2 separate regions of the Homo sapiens genome follow, and region 2 is linked to region 1. A link is an interaction called in ENCODE POLR2A ChIA-PET data of the cell type or tissue named here. Cell type or tissue: MCF 10A. All regions are shown on one strand.

Evidence for each region. ChIA-PET counts read pairs that join two places held together with the same protein. Peaks named below come from ENCODE experiments on the same cell type or tissue, not always from the same donor. Only the 100,000 strongest peaks of a DNase experiment are listed, where the experiment ranks them.
Region 2: POLR2A ChIA-PET joins it to region 1 with 12 read pairs; 5 of 35 experiments call an interaction of 5 or more read pairs at or near these places.

Annotation. Positions count from the first base shown.
Region 1 is chr3:195,184,624-195,192,623 of GRCh38, forward strand. All of the region lies in intron 2 of XXYLT1 (xyloside xylosyltransferase 1), which reads right to left. Among named protein-coding and RNA genes, the nearest start is that of XXYLT1-AS2, 41 kb to the left of the region's middle. RefSeq lists enhancers at 1-814, 3,037-3,552. In MCF 10A, no CTCF peak of the experiment used is centred here; DNase peaks (open chromatin) are centred at 1,198, 3,138 and 3,718.
Region 2 is chr3:195,127,968-195,135,967 of GRCh38, forward strand. The region is part of intron 3 of XXYLT1 (xyloside xylosyltransferase 1); the gene reads right to left. MIR3137 (microRNA 3137) reads right to left here and starts at 6,613; the gene lies at 6,539-6,613. RefSeq lists enhancers at 1,530-1,909, 2,050-2,359, 3,471-3,540, 3,601-3,710, 5,462-5,541. In MCF 10A, no CTCF peak of the experiment used is centred here; no DNase peak of the experiment used is centred here.

The DNA of each region.
Region 1 (8,000 bases):
GTCTACTTACCCAGAAACAAGGTCTCTTCAGGACTCACCGGAGAACCAACAGAATTCCTTCCCCACCCCACACACAGCCGGTAAAACTTCCAATATTTGAGTCTATCATAGACACAGTAGGCTGGGAAAATATTCCAGGGAACTTAGCATTCTGAAAGAAGTGACTACTTCAATTAGGAAAAAAATCTGAAGTTCCCTTTCAGGCCAAATCATTCTCATTCATCTTTACCAATAAAATGGTCTACATTCAAATGGTAAGTTTGATCCCCGCATCATCAATCATCCTTTCAGTTTCGTTTGATCAAATGTTGGGCATTTATACAGCTCATTTTACAAACCATACAAATCAGAAGGTAGAAGTCAGGAGGGCCTGGCACCCCTCATGCCTGCCCTCTTGCAGAGCAGTGACAGCTCCACAAATGACCTCACTCCCATTAAAGAAAAAAGGAAGGAAAGAAGGAAGAAGGAAGGAAGGAAGGAAGGAAGGAAGGAAGGAAGGAAGGAAGGAAGGAAGGAAGGAAGGAAGGAAAAAAGAAAAAGAAAAGGAAAGGAAAGGGGAAGGAACAGAGGGTGCTGGAGAATAGGGAAGAAAGGTCTGTTCTGGGAAACAGAACAGTAGGGGTTTTGGAATGCTCAGTGTCTTAGAACTTAGACTAAAGACTGGAAACACCAGCTCAGGGAATATTCCATCGTGGTCATCTGATTGCTGGAACATGAAACTTGGAGCACATCTGCAGTGAAATGGGGGAGGAATAAAGATACTGAAAGGACATTCTCCAGAACCATGAGGACAGAGAGACTTCAGCAGAAAATAGGCCACTAGTATTTTGGGGTCCTGCTTCAGGAGCAAAACTTTGGTCCAGAGAGGTTTAGGGCTGGGTTTTTTTTTTTTTTTTTTTCACTTTGATTTCTGAGGTCACTGAAGGACCATGGGTAATAAGGTCAATTTGTGCTGATTTATAAAAATCAGCCTTCTGACTTCAGAGCTGTGGCACACATTATTTTAGACTCTGAGGTCATGTTAGTCACAGGTGTTGGGCTGGCCTGGCCTGAGGAGCAGGTCGACACACCCTCTGGGCGCTGAGGGACACAATGGGGACGGCATCTTCACTTTCTTCCTTCCGGTCCTTCCTGAGTGCTTGCAAGTGAGCCCAACCCTTACTTCTCTAAAAGAGGCTCACACCCCATCTACATACCTGGACACTCCCTCTCCTTGCACAACAAGACCAGAGGCCTCTCCCTTCCCTTTCCCACCTCTCTTCAGTCACTTTCACTCAGACCTTTCTTTTCCTGTGAAGGCTTCCTGCTCCCTTGGCCCTCAAGCTCTGAAGACCAGTCCACAGCTTTCTGGCTCTAGGGTCCCTGCAACACCTACCACGAGCTCTCAACCTCCCCTCTCACCTAAGAAGTCCAGGCCACTGTGCTCCTAAGTGCCTGGACCGCCTCCTCAGCTGCCTTCTGCTACATGATCAAGTTTCCCCAGAACTTTTGAAAGCCACCACAGAGCTGCTCCCAGACATGTCATTCCCCTCTTCAAAACCTTCCATTGCTGGTTCCCTCACCACAACCCAACAACTGGAACTCTTCGTTGAGCTTCACTGTGCTCTCCAGGGATCCTCAAGTCCAGACCATTCTTTCAGGTCCATCCCACAGAAGAACGCATGCAAAAGTACTTAAGTCACTGGATGAAAATGCAAACCATATTACTCCATTGGTTAAAATGCCACCAGTGGTTGCAAATCCCACTGTCCCCAGGATAAAGTCCCCAATCCCTCGCACAGCTTTCAAGGCCCTGAATAGCCTGACCGGGGTGTGCTCCAGGCAGCTAAGGCTTCAGCTTCTGGGGCACATCAAGCTCCTTCCACCCACAAAGCTTTTCCACTCAATATGCTCTCGGCCTCACTCTTCTTCCTCCGTGTCTTGGCCTGGCTAAGTCCCACCCACTTGTCTCACCTTAAATGTCACTGTCTGGAGGAAGTCTTTAGTAACAATCCCCCCCCACACACCCTGAATCCCCCACTCGGGCAGCACCTGGACTTCCCCTTCGTTGCCCTTATTGCAGCTGTTCCCATTATCTGCTTAATGTCTATCTTCACTGTACATTCCATGAGGACAGAGACCGACCCCATCTGTTTTTCTAACCCCCATGTCCTTAGCACCTAGGCAAGATCTGGCTCACAGGTGAAACTGAATAAATCTTTGCTGAGTGAGTGAAGTGCTGGTGATAACCTCTCCACGGACCTGGGCCCTCTAACCCACAACACTGGCTGAAGTTTTTTTTTTTTTTTTGAAACAGACTCTTGCTCTGTCACCCAGGCTAGAGTGCAGTGGCGCGATCTCGGCTCACCGCAACCTCCACCTCCTGGGTTCAAGTGATTCTCCTGCCTCAGCCTCCTGAATAGCTGGGATTACAGGTGCCCACCACCGTGCCCAGCTAATTTTTATATTTTTAATAGAGACGGGAATTAGCCAGGCGTGGTGGCGGGCGCCTGTAGTCCCAGCTACTCGGGAGGCTGAGGCAGGAGAATGACTTGAACCCGGGAGACGGAGCTTGCAGTGAGCAGAGATCCCACCACTGCACTCCAGCCTGGGCCGCAGAGCAAGACTCCATCTCAAAAAAAAAAAAAAAAGATAGAGACGGGGTTTCACCATATTTGTCTCGAACTCCTGACCTCGTGATCCACCCGCCTTGGCCTCCCAAAGTGCTGGGATTAAAGGCGTGAGCCACCATGCCCGGCCAGCTGAAGCTTTGCTTCTCACTCCTCCCAACTGTCTCTTCTGTGTCCCTTCTCTTGATACCAGCCTCCACTGTTATTATTAATATTCATTCAATTTTTTTTCTGAAAATTCCAATTTATCTGTATAGTGCTATGAGGAGCCCTAAGAATACAGTCAATCAATCAGACAGGCAATCTCTTCCTAATAACTTGTCCTAGTGTTTACTGGAGCGACTGAAGAGCTGAAACATACAGAAGGGGAAAGAAATGGGATTCCACCCCTGGACATTATTCCTTTAAGCTTCTTTGATTTTAATTGCTTTGCATGCACATTGAGGTAGAGTCCCAGTTGATTGAAACTTTTTTCATTTGCAGCTAGAAGTGAATGATTCAGGCTGCATTCCACCGAACATGCTCTTAATATTATGGAAAGACCCGGGGCTGAGGACATGCCTGGACATGATTAACAAAGTTGTGCATTTGTAAATTAGATGATTTCCAGGAAATATTTAAAACCTCCCTTTCTTCCTAAACACTTCAAAGAGGTGTCCTTGTTTATTTTCAACCTTTTACCCCCAACCTTTTTTTTAAAAAAGTAAATCCCTCCTCTCTCACAAAGTCTCTACAAAAGAAAGCCACTGTGATATGAAATCCATCCAAAGACATGAGTTCAACTAACGTCTCAACGAGCTTGCTTGGCTCTATATTTAGATGTGAGAGTAAACATCTGACTCTGGAGAAGGACTCATCCCAGAGACACCACTCCTGAACAGGAAAAAAGTCTAGGGGATGGAATTAAATTAGTTTAGCTCCCAAAAGAATAGTTAATAGAAACAGTCTCTAACCAGCTAACCACAAATATAGGATTTGCTCTTTACTCCTTGGAGAAGAAAATCCAGGGAGTGAGGCTGAAACAATCCTCTGTGCTGCCCAGAGGTAGGGCTCAAACACGGGACCAAATTGAGGACTGGCTAAAACAGGTCTGGAGTGGGAACAGCTTTCCATAAGACACACCCACTAATGTGCCATGTCAGTTTAGCATTGCCATGGCAACAACCTGACAACCAGAAGTTACCACCCTCATCCTAGAAATTTCTGCATAAACTGACCCTTAATTTGCATATAATTAAAATGGTATAAATATGAGTGCAGAATTGCTGCTGAGCTGATACTCTAGGCATGCTGAGTGCTCTAGGTACTCCTCAAGGAGCAGTACCTCTGCTGCTGCTGTGTACTGGCCATTTCAATCAAAGTCGCTGCTTAACACACTGGTGCACTCTCGAATTGTCTCCTATGAGGAGCCAAGAACCCTCTTGGGCTAAGCCTCAATTTTGGGGCTTGCTTGTCCTGCATCATAACTGCTAGCTCCCATATCTGTCCACTGGGTGGTATCTCAGAATCAGAGACTCTCAAGGTTGAATGGCAACATTTCTTCCAATTTCCACACCACTGCTCCATTTCCCTCCACAGCCAACTTTGTGTAAACATTAAGCACTTACACAAAAATTTTGTGACAACATGACAGAGATGCAGAACCAGGAGGTGCAGCCTCATACAGTAACATCCGATGGCTATGGGTTTAAGCTCGGCGCTAGCTTTCACCAGGTGTGTGATCTTGAGTCACTAGATTTCTTTGAGCCTCATTTTCCTCACACAATGATAATACCAAAGAATAAGAATACGCATATCCATTGAGCACTTACTATGTGCCAGTCCCTACACTGAGTGATTTACATTGATTAACTTATTCAAATTTCCCAAGAGCTTTATGAGGTGGATACTATATTATTTCCATTTATAGAGTAACACATGTGACTTGCCCACTAAGCTACACAGACACCAGGGCAACCTCTAGGAATCCAGGGTTTAATTTGATTTTAAAATAAAAACCAAATTATTAAAATAAAAACAAAAGTTTAAAAAAGTACTAAGCAAAGCCATCAATGACCACACATTGCAAGTGAGACAGACATCATAACTTGTCCCAGACAAGTTACAAAACAAACAAAACAGCAACAACAACCATTACAGGGAAAATACCAGAAATCAGAGTTTGATATAATAGCAAAACATCCAATTTTCAACAAAAAAGGAATTATAAGAGATTTAAAAAATAGGAAAGTGTGACCCACACTCAGGAAATAAAGCAGTTAATCAAAACTATTTTTTAATGCATTCAGATGTTGGATTTAGCAGACAAATGCTAGAGTTAGTTCAATAACTGAAATGAAAAGCTCACTAAAGGGACTCAATGGAAGATTCAAGATGGCAAAAGAATCAATGAACTTGTACATAGATTAAATAGAAATTATCCAGTCTGAAGAATAGAAAAAAAGTCAAAGAAAAATGAACCAAGACACCTGTGGGACAACTTCAAACATACCAATATACATGCAATGGGAGACCTAGAAGGAGTGGAGAAAGACAAAATAGGTGAAAAAAATTTGTAGAAAAAAATGACAGAAAATTTCCCAAACTTGATGTAAAACATTAATCTGCACATCCAAGGAACTCAACAGACCCCAAGTAGGATAAATACAAAGAGTTCTATACCTAGACACAGTATAATCAAACCTGTGAAAGACAAAGAGAAAGAAAAAAGTCTTGAAAGCAGCAAGAGAAAAACAATTCATTATGTACAAAGGCATTTCAATATGATTAATGGCTGCCTTCTCATTAGAAACAATGGAGACCAGAAGGCAATGTGATGACATAAAGTATTGAAAGCAAAAAGCAAAAAGAAAACATCAACCAAGAATTCCGTATCTAGCAAAACAATTCTTCAAAAATGCAAAAAAAAAGAACATTTCTGTATAAACAAAGACAGAGAACAAACTGTTTGCAGATTTACCTTATAAGAAATACTAAATGAGGCTGGGCATGGTGGCTCATGCCTGTAATCCCAGCACTTTGAGAAGCCAACGTGGGTGGATCATTTGAGGTCAGGAGTTCAAGACTAGCCTGGTCAACATGGTAAAACCCCACCTCTACCAAAAATACAAAAGTTAACCAGGCTTGGTGGCGTGCACCTGTAGTCTCAGCTACACAGGAGGCTGAGGCAAAATAATCACTTGAACCCAGGAGGCACAGGTTGCAGTGAGCCGAGTTATGCTGCTGCACTCCAGCCTGGGTGGCGAAGTGAGACTCTGTCTCAAAAAAAAAAAAAAAAAAAAAAAAAACTAAATGAAATCCTTCAGGCTGAAAGGAAATGATGGCAGATGGTAACTTGTGTCCACAGGAAGAAACGAAGAGCACCAAAAATTTTAAATATATGTACTAATATAAAAGATTGAATATATTTTTCTCATTTCTTAACTTTTTAAAAAGATGTGTAAGTTTGGATAAAGCATAAATTACAACACTGGGTTGTTGGGTTTATAACGTATATAAACATAATAAATATGAAAATAATAGTATGGAAGGGGGAAAGAATGGCGCTTTACGGGAGCAAACTTTCTGTTTTATAGGAATTAAGTTATTAATCTGAAGTAAATGGTGATAAATTAAAATGCATATTGTGAGCCCTAGGGAATCACAAAAAATGACTTTAAAAATACAGTTAAAAAATCAAAAGAAGAATTAAAATGGTACACTAAAATATACTTATTTAACACAAAAGAAGGCAATCAAAAAATAACAGAGGTACAAAAAAGAAGGCATATAGAAAACTAATAACAAAATGTCAAATGTAAACCCAGCCAAATCAATTAATTATATTAAATATGAATGATCTCAACACTCTTAAAGAAAGGCAGGGATTATCAGATTGGATTTTTAAAAAGTATACTTAAACTACAGTTGACCCTTGAACAATACAACTTTGAACTGTGTGGATTCACTTAAACATGAATTTTTTTCAATAAAAGTTATACCAAGTGTGCCTACCTCTCCTGCCTCCCCTTCCACCTCCTCCACCTCTGCCACCCCTCAGAAAGAAGACCAATCCCTCCTTTTCTCTTTCTTCTCATTCTATTCCACATGAAGATGACAAAGATAAAGATCTTTATGATGATCTGCTTCTACTTAATGAATAGTAAATATATTTTCCCTTCCTTATGGTTTTCTTTAAAAAATTTTCTTTTCTCCAGTTTACTTTATTATAAGAATACAGTATATATGTAACATACAGAATATGTGTTAATTGACTGTTTATGTTATTGGTAAGGAACCAAGTCAAAAGTAGGTTATTAGTATTTAACTTTGGGGGAAGTCCAAAGTTATGGGGGGTTGGCACCCCAATCCCCATGTTGTTCAAGGGCCAACTGCATAAACTATCTACAAAGGACACACTTTAGATTCAAAGACACAGACAAGTTTAAAGTTTAAAAAAATGGACAAAGCTATACCATGCATACAATAACTATACAATAGCTTGAGTGGCTGTATTAACAAGAGACACAACAGACTTTACAACAAGATCATTAGAGAGAGACATTTTAAAATTATAAAAGGGCCAATACATCAAGAAGATTTAAGAATTACATATGCATACGCACCTAAAAATAGACCTCCCAAATCCATAAAGCAACAACAGAATTGAAAAGAGAAATAGAGAATTCAACAATTATAGTTGGAGATTTCAATACCCTACTCTTGATAATTGATGGAACAGAATATTAGCAAGGATGCAGAAGACTCAATACAATCAAGCAACTTGACCTAACTGACATATATGGAATACTCTACCTAATGATTGCAAAATACACATTCTGCACATTGAAGAACACACAGAACATCCATTCCCTGAGACAGACTACATACTAGGCCACAAAACAAGTCTCAATAAATTTAAAATGTTTGAGGTCGGGTACAGTGGCTCATGCCTGTAATCTAGCACTTTGGGAGGCTGAGGCAGGTGGATCACTTCAGATCAGGAGTTTGAGACCAACCTGGCCAACATGGTGAAACCCGGCCTCTATTAAACAAATACAAAAATTCGCCAGGTGTGGTGGCATGCACCAGTAGTCCCAGCTACTTGGGAGGCCGAGGTTGTAGAATTGCTTGAACCCAGGAAGCAGAGGTTGCAGTGAACCAAGATCACGCCACTGCACTCCAGCCTGGGTAACCAAGTGAGACTCTGTCTCAAGAAAAAAAAAAAAATTAAACAATTTATCAATTCTTCAAAAAAATCTTTCAGAAAAGGAACACTTCCCAACTCATTCTATGAGACAAAAGAGAGCACAAGAAAACTGTAATTCCTAAACTCTATCTATCAATACAAAAAGAATTACATAGAATAGCTAAGTGAAGATTTATCCCAGGAATGCATGGCTGGTATAACAT
Region 2 (8,000 bases), 57 kb before region 1:
CTTAAACATCCAAACATCCGTCTCCTCATACAGATAGTTGGGAAACCCAAGGTCCAGGCAAGTGAAAGAGCCTGGCATGCCAGGAGCCCAGGGCCCATGAGGACCTGTAACCTGCAACGGGGCCAGGGAAGCTGACGGCACATGGCCACACCACTGGTGGGAGGCAGACTCAGAACACTTCCATCCCTTTCTAGCATGCAGTCCTAGTCTGCTCAGGGAAGTGTTGATAGCTCAGCCTCAGTACAGCCCCCCAGGGAGGCAAATGACTGACAAACGCCTGCACATCCCTTCCTACCTGACACACCACATCATCACCCACCAGGGCGCCCAAGCCAGAACCCCCAGTGCATCCTTAACCCATAGCGCATTCATCCTCCTTTCCAGCTGCCCCCCTTAAATCTCATCTCAGCCCCAGGTATTCATGTTTTCACTCCTCTCCAATCTAATCTCCACCATGCAACCAATGTCAACATCCTAAAATGAAAATGAAACCAGACCTCCCCATCCTCACCAGGATAAAGCACAAATGCCTTTGCATGGTTTATGAGGCCCTCTGTGTCTGACTCCTTGGACCAGCACTCTTACCTGCACACCCCGGGCTCCTGGACTAAACTCTCATAGCTCCCTAAACTACCCTGAGCCACTGCTCCTGTAGCTCCCTGGACCTAAAATGTCCTTTCTTCCTGACCAACTCCTGCTTTCCTTCCAATATGTCACCTCTTCCTGATGCCTTCCCTGATTACCTCTAATTGGGCCTCTCCTATGTGTTTAGAGCCCCTCATCACAATACTTATCTGTTACTTGCTTACTTGAATGTCTCCCCCCTTGTATAAGCTCCTTGAAGGTGGAGACTTTTATTTCTGTCTCTTCAAATCTTAAAACACTGGTACACAATAAATATTTGCTGTGCAAGAATGACTGGCTGACTGAATAAATGAAAGCATGCGCCAACACTGGAAGATTAGTAGAACCGTCTTGTCCCAGTGGCCAAGAAAAACATCCCCATGCGAGACGAGTCATTTTCATTCTCTTGGAAAGTAAAAAGGCAACTAAATCATTAAAATGAAATAAAAATTTTCATCTTTTAAAAAATGACTTTATACAGATCTGTCAGTACTTAATGCTTGTTCTACCCTGGAAAAAATATTGTGTGGGGGGAAGGTCGCGGCTAACATAGAGAGGGACAGCAGAGTTTAGCGTGAACACTGAAGTCTGCACTTATACGGCAGCCATTTACAACCTCCTGCCCTCTCTCTCTCTCTTTTTTTGGTAACAGCTTTCTTGACACATAATTTAAATTCCATACAATTCACCCATTTAACATGTACAATTCAGTGGATTTTAGTATGCTCACAGAGTTGTGTAACTATGACACAATTTTAGAATATTTTCATCACCTCAAAAAGAAATCTCGTACCCTTTAGCTATCGCTCCCCCAAAACTCCTGGACCACCTGCCCCAGCCCCAAGCAACCATTTTTGCCTCTTCTGGATATTTCATCTCAATGGACGCATATAGTGCGGTCTTCTGTGACGGGCTTCTTTCACTCGTCTTAATGCTTTCAAGGTGCATCGTGCTGCGGCATGTATCAATTCTTCATTCCCTCTATGGCCAAATAACATTTCATCATATTTTGCTTTTCCATTCATCAGTTGATAGACATTTGGTGATTTCCACCTTTTGGCTATTATGAATAATGCTGATATGAATGTTCATTTGCATGTTAGTGTGCGGGCGTATGTTTTCAGTTCTCTCGGGCATTTGGTGATTTCCACCGTTTGGCTATTATGACTCATGCTGATACGAACGTCCATTTGCATGTTAGTGTGTGGGCGCATGTTTTCAGTTCTCTCGGGTCTCTGTACACCTATCTAGGAGTGGAACGGCTGGTCAGGGTCACTAAGTTTGTGAACAGCCAGACTGTTCTTCAGAGCAGCTGTACCACTTCATATTCCCACCACCAGTGAGTGCGGGTTCCCATGCCTCCAACTCCTCACCAGCACCTGTTATTGTCCTGCCTTTCTTTTTTTATTATAGCTGACCAGTGGATATGAACTGGTGTCTCACTGTAGCTTTGCTTTACACTCTGCCTGATGACTAACGATGTTGAGCATCTTTTTGTGTGCTTTTTAGCCATTTGAATGTCTCTCCTGCCATTCTGCCAGTCTCAGCAAATACTCAGTGCAAGCTACTCAGTTGCCAGGATTTCCTGGTAGATCTGTGGTCCCTCTCTGAGGACCCTCAGGTACAGCCCCAGCATGCCCACCAACAGGTAGGAGCTGCCCATTAGCACCTTTAGAGATGACTCTGGAGCTGGCTTTGAAGTGACAATGATCACACTCAGTAGACAGGGACTATCTGAATGCAGCCTGCTGTCTTCTAGAAACTGCTAGGCAGGTCTGGGCTTAGAGGGGAAAGGCAGAGATGAGTGAAGATGGGGTGGACCCTGCTGGTCCTCAAGGACTTTATAACCTTTAGCTGTGGAGACACCAGGTAAGATTAAATAAATGCTTTAACCAAGTCATTAGCAGAATGCTTCAGAAATGGAGGAAAGAGGAGAGGTGATTCCTACTTACGGGTGAAGTGTAGATCAGGGAAAGGGTTCATGCCAGTAGCTATGCTAGAGCTCAGCTTACAAAGGAAGTAAGTTTCCACAGCCAGAGTTGGGGAAGGACATGCTATGCTAAGAAATCAGCCTGAGCAAAGCACTGGAGGCGAGAGGAGGGGAACGGAGGCAACAGGCAATCTGGAGGGGCTGGGCTCAAGTCAGCACCTTCAAGAATCTGAACAAATGTACCCATGGCCATACACAACAAAACGTGCATACAATTTCAGGGTGCAGGGAGAAGGGAGAGGAGGGCAGTGAGGCTGAAAGATCAGCTTGAGGCCAGATCGGAAGAGGTCTTTATGCTGCACCAACTGCGGCTTTGTCCCATACGCTCCGAAAAACAAGGCAGAGCTGGACCCAATGGTGACAGGATCCCCAAGGGTCTGCTTAGCCTGAGACCTGCAAACACAACACCATTGCCAAGACCTGCAAATTCTGCAAGCAGGACCATTCAGGTCCCTCCTTCAATGTATCCCTCGTGCCCTCTACGGCCTATTCTCAGAAATGGGACCCAAACAGTGTTCTCCCTTGTGCCGGCCTGCTCCATTGGCCGGTTCCTTCCCAAGCTGCTGAGGAAGCAGCCTCGCTTTGTCACAGGCATCCTCATTACCCACTACCTGACCCCCACATTGCTCAAACACCCTAGACTCAGAAGCCGAACCACCCTCTTTCCGTCTCCCCATTCATTTCCAAACACACACAGTCTTCTTTGTTCATGAAAGGGACAGGTGATCTGACTTGCCTGAAAGGCGGGTGGATTTTTCAGTCCTAGCTCCACATTCATCAGCACCTTACAAGTAAGGGCAGGCCTTGGCTTTGCAGCTAGCTGTTATAGAGCAAGCCTGACATATAGCCTTTGGCTAACTATAGCACAGCTATTTCTGCAACTGCAGCAAAGTGCACCACAAATCAGCAGTCACAAAGAATGGCTTGGAATCTGTTACAGCAAGAAAGTGCATCTCCAGAAAGCTCCATTCCAGCTGTAGGACACTTTTCCCGCTCTCTTTCCTCCACTGTGGTCCCAAGTCAACAATGCAAGCAACAGTTCAAACTGAGAACTGAGAACCTCCTTCTGCGAAGACCACTCTCAGAGCACAAGCAGGGGCAGGGCCAGGGTGATGAGGCAGGCAGGAGGTGACAAACCTCTATGGTAAATGTTTACCAGTGACCCCACCATATCCAGGCTAATTTCATAGTCATCACAAAATATATAATATTACCACACAGTGAAAAGAACACTCAATTATACTTGAGGCTTGGATCTTCCATTTCCTAGTTTTGTGACCTTGGACAAATTCTATAAAATGAGGACACTATCTTTGCTGTCTATCCCTGAGGGCCTCAGTGAAGAGGTTTGCCAATGAAGACAGAAGTCCAGGCAGGTGATCAGCATCTAGCAGGCCCAAGAGGAAGATGCTAGAAGCCAGCCAGTGAGACTTGGGGGAGCCAGGCGGGACCTCACTCCTAAGGAACTAAGGAACCCAGTGGGGTCCCTCAGTGCCAGCCTGCAATACCCAGAGGACAAGGATAGCATGTGATCCACACCGCTAAGGCCTGAAGCCCACCTCCACATTTACAGCTGTGACATGCTGGCCATGAGCTTTTGCCTTTCTGTGCCTCAGCTTCCTCACTTCTAAAATGGGGATAGAAATAGTATTGGCTTTATGGAGTTGGGATAATTAAACATTCCAATGCTCCAGCCTGGGCAACATGGCGAAACCCCATCTTTACAAATAAAGAAATTAGCCAGGCATGGCAGTGCGCGCCTATAGTCCCGACTACTCGGGAGGCTGAGGCAGGAGGATCACTTGAGCCTGGGAGGTCAAGGCTGCAGTGAGCCAAGATCGCACCACTGCATTCCAGCCTGGGCAACAGACTGAGACTCGGTCTCCAAAAAAAAAAAAAGAAAGAAAATAAGTGCTTAGAACAGTGCTTGGCGCATGACACACATTCATTAAGCAGCAGTTGTTATTATTACAAACTATGTCTCTGTTCACCATTAATTTAAACTGCATTTAAATTGCAGTTTGAGAGGTAGGCAAAGTTTTTGGAGGAACTAATGACATCAGCCTTCACTGGGGAGATGGATACACCTAATCAGAGCTGAAGAGCCAAGGAGGAACGCCACGGTTTTATTCTCGGCTTACTTGGAGATTTGCAACTGACACCTACCAGCCAGCAGACCGTAGTGAAGCAGGATGCTTAAAGACTAGTAATAATCATCTTTCATAAATATATGGAACACTTTCAGGTTTACACAGATTAACGCTGAGATGCACAATATGATTCTCATTTTACCAATGAAGAAAGTGAAGCCAGATTTTAAGTATTTGCTTAATTCCATGCACAATTCTCTTTCTACCAAAACCATATATTCTGATGGACTAGATTTTCTGGTTAACAAGGGCAGAAGTAACTACATTCTGTAAACTGAATCGTCCTGCTGAGTTCTAGTGAAACAAAAGCTTACAACATCATAAATAAAAAACCCTGCTTGGGGTGGAGGTGGTGGGCAAGTGTAAGCACCAGCATGGTCTCAGGGACCTGACAGAAGGAGGGTGGCAAGAGAAGGAATCAGGCAGATTAAGGGGCATGAAATGTGAAGAGAAAGACGGCTGAAGCCCCAGGTGCCCCGCCTGCTGAGCAGACAGATGGCTGCAAGTCCCAACGCTCTGATAAAAAAAGGAAAATTAATTTTTCCTGAATGGCCCTGGAGTACCAGCAGCTGACATCGGCAGGTGGATAACTGAGCCAGCCCTTGGGGTGGGGAGTGGGAGAGGGGGAAGAAGGGTGGGAACTTTCTTCTCAAGTAAGAAGGAAAACACTGGAGAATTCAATAGGTGTCCAAGAGTTTCTGGAAGTTCTACAGGCAAATGTGATCAAAGACCTTCAGGAGAAATGTGTCCCATAAGTGACAGCATCTATTGAACTCTAAAAATGAATGTGTCTGCACCAAGAAAACTAGATGTTCAGCTTCCAGCATGATAAACATTTCATATTTGAGTCACCTCTGCTACGCCTAACAAGCAGAGGCGGACGAGCTGCTGTGCCAAACGCTCCCAGATGCACACTCTCGGCAACTTGTTGCCATGCAGCATTGTATACAGTCACGCACCACGTGACGACGTTGCAGTCAACGACAGAACACACGAACAGAGGATGGTGCCAGAAGATCATGATGGAGCTGAAAAATCCCCATTGCCTAGTGACGTCTTGGGGATCCTGACCCTGTGCAGGCCTAGGCTGATGTATGTGTTTGGCTTGTTTTTAACAAAAAAGTTTTAAAAAATTAAAAACTTACAAAATGGAAAAAAGCTTACAGAATAAGGATAAAAAGAAAAAGTATTTACTTTTGGCTGGGTGTGGAGGCTCATGCCTGTAATCCTGGCACTTTGGGAGGCTGAGGCAGGAGGGTCGCCTGAGCCCAGGAGTTTGAGACCAACCTCGGCAATATAGTGAGACCCCTGCCAAGTAAAAGACAGACAGACAGACAGAAAGAAAGAAAGAAATTTTTGTACAGCTGTACAATATATTTGTGTTTTAAGCTGAGTGTTATTACAAGAGTCAAAAAGGTTTTTAAAATTTAAAAGTTTCTAAGGAAAAGAGCTGCAGTAAGCTCAGGTTAATTTATTTTTGAAGAAAGAACATTTATTTCTATAAATTTAGCATAGCCTACAGGTGCCTGAATAGAAAAAGCTTACAGCAGTGCAAAGTAACGTCCCAGGCCTTCACACTCACCCACTGACGCACCCGGAGCAACTTCCAGTCCTACAAGCTCCACTGATGGTAGATGCCCTATACAGAGGCACCATTTTTCATGTTTTACTCTTTCTATGTACTGTACTTTTTCTATATTTAAGTATTTTTAGATATACAAATATTTACCCCTGTGTTATAGCTGCCTACAGTGTTCAGTACAGAAACATGTTGTACAGGTTTGTAGCCCAGGAGCACGAGGCTACCCCTATACCATACACCCCATTGCTCCCAGGCTACAGACCTGTATACCATGCTACTGTAATGAATCAGCACACACATTTGTGTTCCCAGCAGCTGACAAGATTAATCTTCAGGATGCCAGGAAGGGACTCGGAGAAAGCTACAAGCTGGGGCCCTGGCTTCCCCGGTAAGAAATGTATGTCTGCATAGAGTTCCTCCAGACAGGCCTGCTCCCTGCCTCTGGAAGCCTGGCAGAGAGGAAACGCTTTCCATCCGTATTTCCCACTGGCTGGCATCATGGCGTGAAGAGGGGTGTGTGTGTGTGTGTGTGTGTGTGTGTGTGTGTGTGTGTGTGCGTGTGCGCGCGTGCGCGCACGTGCAAAGAGCTATCAGCTATTTCCAAAGACGACTCAGTAAATAAGAGCTTTTCTGTAAATCTGAGTATCTGAAGGACTTTTGTGGGGAAAGGTGTGAGGACATGTTTTCGTTTGGCATCAGAGTATGTTTGGCAGGGGCAATGGGTAGAAACCACAGGGGCGTAGATTGTTTTAGGTTTAATAGACAGAAAGACATTCTAACAAACTCATCCAATCATCAAATAATGGGCTGCTCTGAAAGTGGCCACGTCCCCACTGTGGGAGGTGATCCGCTTGAGACTGACAGATCTGGGATGCTGCAGGCGGAATCCAACATGAGGCGAGATACCCTCGGTGTCCCTCCCATTCCCAGAATTCTGCGACGATATCAACAGAATCTATAATGGTCTGCTAGAGTTAGGAAAGATAGTTCAATTCACCTTTCTCATTTTACACAGGAGGAAACCAAGGTGGATAGGAAGGGACTGGACCCGAGGCACCTGAGTCTATCTTTCCATCCCCTTATCAAAAAAGAGTCAGTCAGCAGGGGCAGGGAGGTTTGTTCAGCATTTCAGTGAAGAGAAAGGGGTGTTGGGAGATGGGAGGGAGGACAGTGAAGTACAAGTGGCTTCCATTTTCCAGGGCAGATGACACACTGGGCACCTCCACACTTCCCTGGAGAACCCAGGCTGGCTCGGAACACAGTCCCTAGGCCTCAGCACCAGGAGGCTGAGACCCACGGGAATGACACTGTGGCAGAAGTCAGCTGCTTTTGCAGTACATAGCAGGATGGGGTTCCTGTGACTGAAGGGGCAGACACGGAAACTCAGACTGGAAGAGCTTTCTACTGTAGAAAAGAGGTTTTTACTGTGGGAAAGAGATTTTCTACAGTAAATCTTTGCTGTCACCTTAGATGGATAAATGGATGGACGGATGGACAGACGGGGATGGCAGGACGGCAGTCAGGTAGGCAGGCAGGCATTATTCTAGTGCTTCCCTAGGGTAAGAGAAAGGTTCACCCGACTCAGGCTGCAGACATAAAAAAGTGAAACCCATGCCCTCTGATAATGACCAACATTCCCTCTATGGTGTAGAAG